Linked DNA regions of Homo sapiens: region 2 is linked to region 1. A link is a loop called in an ENCODE intact Hi-C map of the cell type or tissue named here. Cell type or tissue: IMR-90. All regions are shown on one strand. Links, peaks and the distances in the headings refer to the core of each region. The heading gives the core; the rest is flanking DNA.

The links. A loop is a pair of places that touch in the nucleus more often than their neighbours do. Peaks named below come from ENCODE experiments on the same cell type or tissue, not always from the same donor. Only the 100,000 strongest peaks of a DNase experiment are listed, where the experiment ranks them.
Region 2: it touches region 1 in a loop (6-fold over the local background); 10 of 110 quality-filtered maps call a loop at or near these places.

The regions. Positions count from the first base shown.
Region 1 is chr7:135,280,279-135,283,195 of GRCh38, reverse strand. All of the region lies in intron 3 of LOC107984123 (a long non-coding RNA gene), which reads left to right. It also overlaps the pseudogene SLC23A4P. Among named protein-coding and RNA genes, the nearest start is that of STRA8, 48 kb to the right of the region's middle. In IMR-90, for the core only: a CTCF peak has its summit at 1,529 (motif pointing left); a DNase peak (open chromatin) is centred at 1,525.
Region 2 is chr7:135,796,081-135,798,997 of GRCh38, reverse strand. No RefSeq gene overlaps it. Among named protein-coding and RNA genes, the nearest start is that of FAM180A, 49 kb to the right of the region's middle. In IMR-90, for the core only: a CTCF peak has its summit at 1,619; no DNase peak of the experiment used is centred there; H3K27ac peaks cover 171 bases.

The sequences.
Region 1 (2,917 bases), core at 179-2,678:
GAGCCCTAACTTGTGAATTTCAGCTAGAACCTTCTGTTACTCTTCTCTACTTTCAACGACAGCCTTTTTGCATGTGCCTGTACTCTGACATATAGTCCAAAAGTACAGCCAGATGTAAGTAGACTCAATTGCCTCATCAAATTCCTGTCCTTCCTTTTTATCTCAGGGTGGACCCAGAGTTAACAAGGCATTTCAAGCTTTAAAGAACTGTTCCATGTAGCTCTAGACCAAGATATACCTAAGGCCTTCACCCGTCAAGCTGGTGGGGCCTGGAGTTTTGCCAGGTCGGTTGTCCAATCTCAGAGCGGTATGTGCTGCACTACCTTTTCCAAATCAAGAAGTTCTTCAGCGAAGTCTATTCATATCGTATCATCAATAGAATGAATCACAGCACACATGCAGTTTGTGGGTTTGTGGGGTTTCCTGTTTTTGTTGCTTTTTGCTGTCCCCCGGGGAGCCTATACTTGGCTTTGGTAAATCCAAATTAAAACTGGGCATCTGCTCTGCTAGATTCCAGGGCAGGGTTTCCCTACACTCAGCCCCGCTGAGAACTACGATTCCTTATGTAAGAATCTGTTGCCTTCCTACTTCCCAAGAAATAAGATCTGACAAGTTAATTCGTCTTTACTCCTAGTTAAGCCCTTCTGCTGCTCAAATCCTTCCTGTATTTTAATGCAATGTCTGCCTCTATCACTGCAATGGAACAACTGAAAAAACTTCAGTATGGCTGGGTGTGTTGGCTCATGCCTATAATTCCAGCACTTTGGGAGGCTGAGGCGGGCAGATCACCTGAGGTCAGCAGTTTGAGATCAGTCTGGCCAACATGATGAAACCCCATCTATATGAAAAATACAAAAATTAGCCGGGTGTGATGGTGCACGCCTGTAGTCCCAGCTACTCGGGAGGCTGAGACACGAGAATCTCTGGAACCTGAGAGGCAAAGGTTGCAGTGAGACGAGATTGTGCCATTGCCGTCCAGCCTGGGCAACAGAGCAAGACTCTGTCTAAAAATGCAAAAACAGAAAACTTCAGTGCATTTAGAAGCAGTTGCCTTGTGTTTTGAGGACGGTGGACAACAGTTATGGAAAGGAATGTTCCTGGGGGCCTGAACAGTATCAGTAGTGAGAGTGGATGTTTAGGGATTTGGGTCATGCCCTGCCAGCACTGAGGACTAGATTCCAAGTGACAGAGGCATTCTTATTTTCTTTAATACATTTGCTGTTTACTTTTGTGCTTGTGATATGTAGAATCCTCTAAAGCAGTTTGCAAAATATGGCTCTTGGACCAAATCCAGCCTGTGACCTCTTTTCCTTTAATGGCCCATGAACTAAGAATGCTTTTAAAGGTTGTTTTACAAAAAGATCGTGCATCAGAAACTACATGTGGCCTACAAATTCTAAAATATTTACTATCTGGCCTTTTACGGAAAAAGTTTGCCAATCGTTGCTCTGAAACAGAGGGCCCAGGTCTAAGGGAGCCATCTTCACCCACACTGCCCCCAAGTGTCCAACACAGTGTGTCACAAACCTGGGGTCTTAGCTGTGGTATTTTAGCTCCCTCTGCTGGGCCAATGTTTTTCACCAGTGCTGTAAACACGAGAAAGTTCTTGCTAATTGCAACTTCATCTTATTAATTGATGATTGATTGGTTTTATTCACCGAGTCAGCCTATTGGAAGGGAAGATAGATTCCTCATGTTTCACTAAGTTATACTGATCCACACACATCTCAAGGTTTGAAACCACTGACGGTCAGCCGACCAATTATACAGCACAATACTAGCCACAGATGAAAGTGACAGCAATATGGAACCAACAGGATTATCATTACTCATTGGGATGCAAGAAGTAGTGGAGAGGGAAAAGTGAAAGATGATTCTGTTTTGCGGGAATGGTGGTTGCAGAAAAAGTAGAAAACCGTGGGAAGAAACGGCAAATTCAGTTTTCAACACCTTAGACCAATTTAAACGTCATCCTCCAGTATCATGGTAGTTTGAGCTAACATAGAACCCACAAACATTACCAACACCTGAAAATGCTGGATGAACGGTTATTAAATCCAGAATCAAGTTCAAAACCAAGGAGGAAAACCTTACTTTCTAGAAACAAAGATGGGAATTATAGCCAGGATCATGTGGCTTATGATGGTTAGGTAAAGAATCAGACCCAGATATAGGACCGAAGGCTAGGAGCTTGGGTTGTAATGATCAACTGGGATCTGGAAGAGCACCCACTTCAGTGAGCGTGGGAAATAATAACGCTACCATTCCAGGGAATAAACAAGGAAACTTTTATTCTTCCTAGAGGTCTGTGGGAAGTGTTAGAATATGGAGTTGCATGAAAAATAAGGACTCCAACTCTACAACACGTGAACACATATGGGTGTGGTGGAAAGATTTGCAAGCTCAGAAATTAAAGCTAAAACTGGTCCTGCCAATAAAATACCTGTGGTTCTCACAGAAGAAAATGTACAATTATTCTTTAGGGATATTTCCACATTCTAAAGCACGTAAGACACAGGGAAGAAAAAGAATGCCCCTGAAGAAGAGTTCACAGACATAAATTTTGTCATTTCACACCAGGTAATAATGTATTATGAGAGAGAATCAGTAGAATCCAGAGCTAATAGAACAATTTAAAAGATAATAGTAAATCAATATGTTTAAAATAATTAAAGAGACTCAAGAAGCAATAGAAACCATAATCTAGAAGATAAAATGAAACAAGAACAAGGAAATTTGAACATAGAACCAAATAGAAGTTTAGTAATAAAAACAAATAAAGTCACTGCAATTAAAAAATGCATTTAATGAGTTAAACAGCATTTAGACACAGCTAAAGAGATATTCATGAATTGAAAGATTATCTAAGGAAATAATCCAGAATGCAGCACTGAGAGATAAAAAGATGGGAAATGTG
Region 2 (2,917 bases), core at 248-2,747, 520 kb before region 1:
GGAGGAAAGAGGTGAAAAGAAAGACAGGAAGGTGAAGGGGGGTGTCAGCGAGGTAACGGGAAGCTGCCTAGAGAGGCGGAATGCCCCTCTCTGCAAGGAAACATACTCAACCCCCGGCTGTGACTGGGGTGAATGGGACTTTCTGGCGACTTCAGAAGCAGCTGTGGTCACATCTGGGTGGCTGTGATGTGGGACAGAGACTACCTGCAAAGACTTGGGGTCCTGGAGGCTGCAGTGACCCTGACTACATCAGCCCCTCTCTATCCCCAGAGTGGGAAGAAACTGTAGGTTCAAGCCAAGTTTAGCTATTTACTGTGACCTTGGTAGGTCCCTGCTGATAGCTGGCTTATGTAAAATTCAGACAATGAGCAGAGAAAACATAAATTCCAGCACAGGCGAATTTGGAAAATGCTGTATAGAGCAAATCGTGTTGACTTAGCATTTGTGCTTAGCCGAGAAGGTGCTGCCCTGCACGTGCTCAGAGCCCCTCTCCCATTTCACCAACTAGACAAGCCACTCCGCCATCCTGCAGAGAAGCTAAGAGAGGGAAGGGCAGGTTGCTCTCCCATGCTTCTGAACATGTGGAAGAGGCAAGGGAGAAACATGGGGTGAGGAAGAGAGAAAGACTTTCCCTATCCGAAGAGCAAACCAGTCTGTGTATGTTTGCCTCCAGTCAAACAGCTTCTAAATACTGAAGAGTGCCAGAGGACTATTTATTTTGCCACTTACAAGCGATCAGAAAAAAACCTTTTATTTACATTGTGGAGGCTCAAGGACCCTGAACTTATTCTTAGGCTATTAAAATAATTTTACTATTTTGGCAACGTCTAAATGCAAGTAATTTAAGACACCCCTCTGCCTAAGGCTAACAAAATCATTGTGGTATAACTATTAGTTTGGTGCTAAAAGTAATTGTGGTTTTTGCCATTAAAAGTATTTGTAGAACAAACCAATTACTCTTGCACCAACTTAATAGCATTGGATCCACTAACCTGGAAACACCACACCAGAGAGGTGCCTGACTGCAAGGAGAGCACATGGTTGGCACATGCCAAATGTTTGTGGAAGAAGCTGGGGAGTCCCCAGCAGCTGAGATGGATGGTGATCATCAACTTCCGAAGTGTTAAAGAAAACTGAAGGGTTCTGGCCAGGCGTGGTGGTTCACACCTGTAATCCCAGCACTTTGGGAGGCTGAGGTAGGCGGATCACCTGAGGTCAGGAGTTCTAGACCAGCCTGGACAACATGGCAAAACTCCATCTCTACTAAAAATACAAAAATTAGCCGGGTGTGGTGGTGCATGCCTGTGGTCCCAGCTGCTCGGGAGGCTGAGGCCAAAGACTCATTTGAACCCAGTAGGTGGAGCTTGCAGTGAGTTTAGATTACACCACTGCACTCCAGTCTGGGCAACAGAGTGAGATTCTGCCAAAGAAAGAAAGAAAGAAAGAAAGAAAGAAAGAAAGAAAGAAAGAAAGAAAGAAAGAAAGAAAGAAAGAAAGAAAGAAAGAAAGAAAGAAAGGAAGGAAGGAAGGAAGGAAGGAAGGAAGGAAGGAAGGAAGGAAGGAAGGAAGGAAGAAAACTGCAGGGTTTTGAAGGCAGGTGGCACTGTCCTGTAGGAGACTGAGGGTGGAACTTGTCCTTGAAAGCTCCCCTAACCTACTGAAAGTGGAATGAAGGGCTTGGATCCAAGCCTTTCAGAGGCAGCCAAGATCTTCCCAGTCCCCACGATGGGTTTCTTTGGTATGCTTGTTTGCTTTTCTTTGATTCTGATGTTCAAAGGAAATAGGGTGTGTTGATGTTTTAGGTGAACAGTGTGCTTTCTGGGTGACCTAATTTATCTAGCAGTGGAATGAAAAGGAAGAGAATGGGCAGAAAGAATCAAAGCCCATGGCCTACCTCAATAGAAAACGTGTGAGTTTTTCATATAATGTTATATGAACATGAATCTGCCATTCTGCTGTGCTGTGTCTTCCATCTGTTACTTTCTAAACTGTGGACAAGAAAAATACAACTGGCGTGAAGAATGAATGTTGCACAGGGTAGGGATGAGGGGTTGGTACATAGGAAGAGAATATGCTTGACACAGAAAAGAACTAACCATATACCTTATCTCATTTAATCCTCACAACAACCAGAAGGGCAACTAGTACATAAACAAATAAAAGCAAAACAAAGCAAAACAGGCCCAGAGAGAAAAGTCCCATCACTGGGAAGACCTAAGATTTGGGTCCAGGCCCGTCCAATGCCAGAGTCCTTTCTCTTTCTAATGCCTCGTGAAGGCAGTGATGACTCTGAAAATTACAAAACAGTCCTCCCTTGTTCAGGAGTTCCTGGTGTATCTACTTCAGACCAAATGCACTTATTCCTGGGAATTATTCAAGGTCTCGTCTTTTTTAGAATAGGTACAATATGGATGAGATCTTTTTAGCTAGCCTGCTTAGAGCAATCTAACTCTTAGGTCATACTCTTTCCAATATAGTAATAGACAAGGTGTTTAAGGGGATTTTGATCTTAAGAAGGTTAAATTTCCACATCTAAGTAGCTGTGGTATGTTGGAACAAGGGGGTTGTTTTGCCTTCTAAAACAGTCCAAAGCTGAGAAAGCAGATTACTGAGGCCCTGCAAGTTGACACATGCCTCTGAGTCCAGAAGTTGGAAAAAAGCAAGCAAAGAAGTGAGCCAGAGAGAAGAGTGTTAGACTGCCCCTTATTTTCACTTCATCTGACTTGGATTAGTCTTTAATTGAAGTCTCTGCTGAGATTCTGTCTGCGCCAGTCTGAAACAGCCTGTACACTAGTCAGCCATTCAACTGTTCTCTTTATAAATGCCATTTTCCCCTGTATTTGCTGAATTTTCATTCTTCATTCAAATGTTTGGGTGTCTGCATGTTTAATGAACACAGATGCCAGGGTTCTCTCAG